Linked DNA regions of Homo sapiens: region 1 is linked to region 2. Evidence: chromatin loops called from intact Hi-C (ENCODE). Cell type or tissue: endothelial cell of umbilical vein. All regions are shown on one strand. Links, peaks and the distances in the headings refer to the core of each region. The heading gives the core; the rest is flanking DNA. Region 1 overlaps SLC17A8 (solute carrier family 17 member 8). Region 2 overlaps ANKS1B (ankyrin repeat and sterile alpha motif domain containing 1B).

The links. Peaks named below come from ENCODE experiments on the same cell type or tissue, not always from the same donor. Only the 100,000 strongest peaks of a DNase experiment are listed, where the experiment ranks them.
Region 1: it touches region 2 in a loop (14-fold over the local background); 2 of 110 quality-filtered maps call a loop at or near these places.

What each region holds. Positions count from the first base shown.
Region 1 is chr12:100,403,472-100,406,397 of GRCh38, forward strand. SLC17A8 (solute carrier family 17 member 8) reads left to right here. Exons shown (of 12, transcript NM_139319.3): 9 at 567-699. Among named protein-coding and RNA genes, the nearest start is that of SLC17A8, 48 kb to the left of the region's middle. In endothelial cell of umbilical vein, for the core only: a CTCF peak has its summit at 1,497 (motif pointing left); a DNase peak (open chromatin) is centred at 1,500.
Region 2 is chr12:99,810,111-99,813,036 of GRCh38, forward strand. It overlaps ANKS1B (ankyrin repeat and sterile alpha motif domain containing 1B), which reads right to left. Exons shown (of 27, transcript NM_001352186.2): 3 at 2,045-2,201. Among named protein-coding and RNA genes, the nearest start is that of GARIN6, 160 kb to the left of the region's middle. In endothelial cell of umbilical vein, for the core only: no CTCF peak of the experiment used is centred there; a DNase peak (open chromatin) is centred at 1,281.

The DNA.
Region 1 (2,926 bases), core at 170-2,669, 590 kb after region 2:
AAAAAAAAGAAGAAGAAAAAATAAACAGAAAAAAAAGAAAGAACCTCTTTCAATGCTCCCAGACATTATCATCAAGCCAATTGTGTTTTAGGGAGGAAGGGTGTGGATAGTGAATCATCAACCATCATCATAAGATAAACCTCTTTCCTACAAGGGAAAGAACAGCAGCCGAGCAAACACAAATGTCTGCCTAGCTACAGATACTGTCAGAAGTGACCATGGAAGAGCTGGCATAATCATGAAATGGTGGCTGTCATCAGTCATCAGTGCTCACTGGGTGCCAAGTGCTTTATCTCCCATGTGCCATGCCCTCTGTGATGAATAAAAGTCATCGCTGCCCTCAAGGAGCTTCCAATCTGGTAGAGGACACAGATAGGTCTAAAATCATTCGCTCATTCATCATTTATTTATTATGAAATTCAGGCCTACCCAGCTCCCACATAATTAGATGCTTAAATTTGGTGGTGGTAGGTAGGGGGGCTGTGGAGTGGAGGTGGGCAAGGGAATTAGGGAGGCCCCTCTCTCAGAAATAATGACAAACTGCTTACTGTTTCTTTCCCTTCCAGGTGGGTCTCTTGTCAGCAGTCCCACACATGGTTATGACAATCGTTGTACCTATTGGAGGACAATTGGCTGATTATTTAAGAAGCAGACAAATTTTAACCACAACTGCTGTCAGAAAAATCATGAACTGTGGAGGTACTGTGGATTTCATAGATGGCTTAGGCAGCTTTTGTAGAATTAGGGTAAACTGAACTGCAGAGCATATATTAAGAAGTGACATTTAGTCATTGGAGTGGATCTTAAAGACCTCTAAGTCTGTCCCTCAGCAGACACTTGAGTGTTGTCCATCACAGTGCTGCCAAGAGGTCATCCAGCTGGGACCTTTCCATACATCCTTCCACATTTATTGTTTGCTTATGTAGTTTATTCCCTTCTCTGCTTACCTTTCTACCTATCCATATGTTTTGGTAAGAAACAGAAGAAAAGTAGTCTTTCCTCCTAGCCTATGCTTGTGCATGGGATATATGCACACACACACACACACACACACACACACACCATTCTCTTTCTTGATTTTATTTAGCTCCTGCTTTATGTTTTAATTTTGTAAAGACAAAGTGAATGTTAGGTGATTTCCCAAAAGAGGTAGGCGAAAGTAATTGTGAACCCCTACAATGTTCATGAGTGCTTTTTAAAAAACTCATCTTTTTTGTTTAGCTTTTAAAATTAACATTTATTGAATGCTTTCTGTGCCAGACACTAAGCTAAATCTTCTACATACATTATTTTATTTAATCTTCATAACCACCATGTGGAGCAGGTACTATTACTATATGCAATTTGCAATGAGGAAACAGAGGTAAAATAAAGGGACTTGCTCAAGTAGCAGATCCCTGCAAGGTATCAGGTAGGCCGGAGCCTACCGCCAAAGCTCTTAGTTTGCGGCTACCCCTCTGGAGGACTAGTCAGGATGAGCGAGCAGGAGGTAGAGGATAGCGCCACCTATGGGCAAGAGCTCACAACTGTGATATTAAGTTGAAAGGGACGGATTGCGTATGCTCTGACAGATAGCTAGGTCTGGCACATTTAGAAGTGAAGACTATACCGAGGGACACAGGAGCAGGCATGATCTGATCCCATAGCATTTCGGGAAGAAAGCCTAAGAGTCTGTTGGCACCTGTTCTCCCAGTTCCTTGACTGCTGGTCCCAGGCAGGGATGTGTGGGCCTGACCTTAGCTTGAACTTTCTTGTAGAGGACTGAGGGTTAGCGGATATAGGCCTGCTATCTGGTGGGCAGGAGGTGAAGCTCTGGGACATTGCATTCAAGTCCTCTCCAAGAGAGCTGTAGCAGCTAGAATAATGCCCATGTCCTAATCCTCAGAAGCTGTGAATATGTTTCCTTACATGTCAAAAGGGACTTTGCAGGTGGGATTAAATTGAGGTTCTTGAGATGGGAGTTTATCCTGCATTATCTAGGTGGGCCCAATATAATCACAATAATCCTTATAAAAGGAGGAAGGAGGGTCAGAGTCAGAAAAGAAGATGTGATGGTGGAGGCAAGAGTCAGAGTGATGCAGCCACAAACCAAGGAATGCAAGCAGACCCTAGAAGCTGGAGAAGACAAGAAGAGATTCCGCCATAGCACCTCTAGAAGGAATGCAACTCTGTAGGCTGCTGCCTTGACTTTAGCCCTGTACCATTTTGGATTTTTGGCCTCCAGAACTGTACAATAGTGCAGAGAGTATTTTAGAGGTGACATCTAATCATTGGAATAGATCTTAAAGACCCCTAAGTCTATCCCTCAGCAGATACTTGATATTTGTGTTGTTTTGAGCCACTGAGTTTGTGGTAATTTATTACAGCAGCAAATGAAAACTAACACAGCGGTAGGCAGGGTGCAGTGGCTCACTCCTGCAATCCTAGCACTTTGGGAGGTTGAGGCGGGCAGACCACTTGAGCTCAGGAGTTCGAAATCAGTCAGGGCAATAGTGAGAACTTTTCTCTATTAAAAAATAAAACATTTATAAAATGAAAACTAATACAGTAGCCAAAGCCTCACCCTTCTAATGATAAAATTCTGCTCCAGCTGAACAGCCCTCACCCAAGCCCTGAACATATCTTTCTGTCTCTGACTTTGCCCACTCCCTTTCTCTTTCCCTGTGAGTTCTCACCTTCACCTCTCAATCCAGTCCTCTCTATACATCCAGCTCAATTCTTCTCCTCTTATGTTTCCTTAAAGCCATGCCATTCTCCAGTGATCCCTCTGAATATGTCCACATGGCTAGATTGGCAACTCATCATGTGGTGCCTTATTGCAGCTCTCTCAGGAAAAGATTTTAGGCAGAGGGAATAGTATGTGCAATGACCCTGGGGCAGGCAGGAATGTGGCCTGTGTGAGAATAGAAGGAAGGGGAGTCAGAAT
Region 2 (2,926 bases), core at 241-2,740:
CAAAGTCCTGAGTCTCAGTCTCAGTTTCAGTCACTCAGTAACACGTGGCCTTCGACAAGTTGTTTAGTTTTACAGAGCATGATTTCTCAACTATAAAATGCGAGTGATATTATCAATTCAGAGGATTATTGTGAGAATTCATTAAATCGTATTTTTGAGGTGAAAGTGTTTAGAACAGTGCCCGCTTTACCTTATGTCTCAATAAATGCTAATTACCATTTTTATTTCCTTTATTGTTTAAATACATAAAAGTTTATAATTAACAAGAAGATTCTGTCCTATTCAGAAGGAAAAAAGAAAGCTAAAATTAAAAGTTATCTATAAAAATAAAAATCCTACATCAAAAAATTTAGGAGAAATGGCATAGAATGGGAAAACTATGATCAGCATCAAAAGAGTATACATATAACAATGAAAAAATACTAAAATTATGGTATTAAAAATCGTAAGAAAGTTGCAACTTCTTGCCAATAGAAACCGCAACACAAAGCAACAGAGGTGAACAAAGGACTTTGAATATGGTCTCCTTAAAAAGACACTTTTTGTAATTTAATTGATCTATTCAACATTACCAAAAACAAGTATTTCTCTTTAAAACATATAGCAACTTTTCACTTTCAAATGTAAGTGAATACTATATGTTATTTCTTATTTTCATGTCATTTAAAAACATCTTGTTTGTAAAAACTAACATCCTCTTGTTTAACCTTGGATTGTTTTTCCATTTTATTATTTCAGGTTTGCTTTGCAGTATTCAGACAATTTTAAGAATAACCACCAGATGGCTCATCTCATAAATGATCTAACTGTTGGTTTTCTGTGGAAGAGAAGAGCATTGTCATAAATTTCCTTTTAGCATGATATGATGATAAAGATAGCCATATCTGTCATGTTTTAAAGACTGGGTGCATTCTTATTAAAATTTCTGCATTTTTGTAACCTGTAAACATGGAAATTTTTATTGTGATAAATATTAATAAGATACTTTTCCAATTAATAAAATGTTTTCCTGATTAGTCCTTTCAACAACTGCATATATATTTTCATTGAAAAAATATGTATTTTTCTTCCCTTTGCTATTTACAGCAATTGTTACTTTTTATCCTTCAGTCTGAATTTCAAAGTCCGGCAAAGTCTGCATCCATTTGAACAATATGCTAATTGTGCTTTATTAGATATGCTTGCCCTAAAGTAACCTACTTGCATTGATATTGGACAACTGCCAACCTGCAGCTTAATGCCGTGATTGTAATTCAATTGTTGGACTGTCTGCTGGTTTTCAAATATAGTTTTACAAAATGGGAACAGTAGGGGGCATGCAGAGATCAACATGTTTGTTATCATACTGTATTAGGGGACCATATTTTACTTTCTAGAATCTGTGGTCCTATCTGTTTAGAATACTGACACTGGTTTTCTTTTTAAAATATGTCCATTATGTGTAATATAGATATTGTGTACTTACAAATACATTAACTGTCAGAATCATACTGCTGCTGTGTTTTATTCAACTTATTCTGGGCATATGTGTTTGTGTTTGTATATATATATATCAAAAAATTTTAACTTAATATGTGACAAGCAACTGTATATGCTATATTTCACATTTTGATTCACAAGAGTACTTAACCATGAAAGTGCTAAGTAAATGGTAAAGCATTATGCAAATGATAGGCATATCATTGTTTTAGCATTCAAAATTGTATTAAGAAACATTGTAATTCTCATTACACATATGAATTCTGTTCTATCTTTAAATATTCAATGGCTATAAAATGGCTGATTATATAAGACAGGCAAAAATATTTCAGCTACTTCCTTTATGTAGGATTTTCCCATTAACAAAGTATCTTTACAAATGCCCAACTTAGTCCCTGCATATCATATCCAAACACCAAAGAATTTTTCAAATTTCTCCTTTTAGGAAATTCAGCAATGGAAAGGCCTTTGGGCAAGGTAAAGATAAAAAAATCACATTTTCAATATGGCTTTGCCTTGTAAAACTAGAAAAATTACATCATGAGCAAACATTTGGCAAGTGCACCTGTTCATTGACCCTGGAATGTGATGGTCCATGATGAATAAGAATCTTCACAATTTCCACATCTCCTTTCCAGGCAGCCAGGTGAATAGGAAAATACCCTTTGTTGTCTGCTACATTTGTTGATGCCTCATACTGAAGTAGTTTGAGAACTATGTCCCTAAAAAGGAAAAAACAACAACAACAAAATAGGCTGAGCAAGACAAACTGTATTAAATAGGTAATTTTAAAAGAATACTAGATGCTGGGTGGGAATTTAGAGTAATCATTCAAGGTACTAAGATATAAAGTTGGGTTTCAAAGTTTTTGCCTACTCAACATTTGGCTATTTTACTTACCTGGAAAACCATCACCCCATGCCACACACACACACACACACACACACACACACACACACACACACACACAGAGAGAGAGAGAGAGAGAAAGAGAGCGAGAGCACACATTGACTAACCAATTAAACTACTTAATAGAATTCATATAAGCAAAACTTAACTTATTTCATTAATTAGATGAGCTAAGTAAAATGAAGAGGATACCAACTCCCATTTTTTTTTTTAAAAAAAGAGCTCTTTCCAGATAGCCCATATCTGAGATTTAGTTTGAAGGAAAAGTTGAAGTTACAAGTATATTCCTTGTTTACACACACACAAAAAGTTATCATAATACCAAGGAGGCATTTATAAAATTTACACATCATTCCTACAGATAATTGGAATAAGAGATTTAAGGGGTATGTAAAAGAGAAAGAAAGTGCAGTATGTAAGGGACCCTTGACAAGCTAACTGTAGTACTAGCCCAGGGTTAAAAAATAATAATAAAAAAATTTTAATAACTTCTCAGTGATGGCACACAACACACTTTGAGTATTCCTTGTTCCTACTT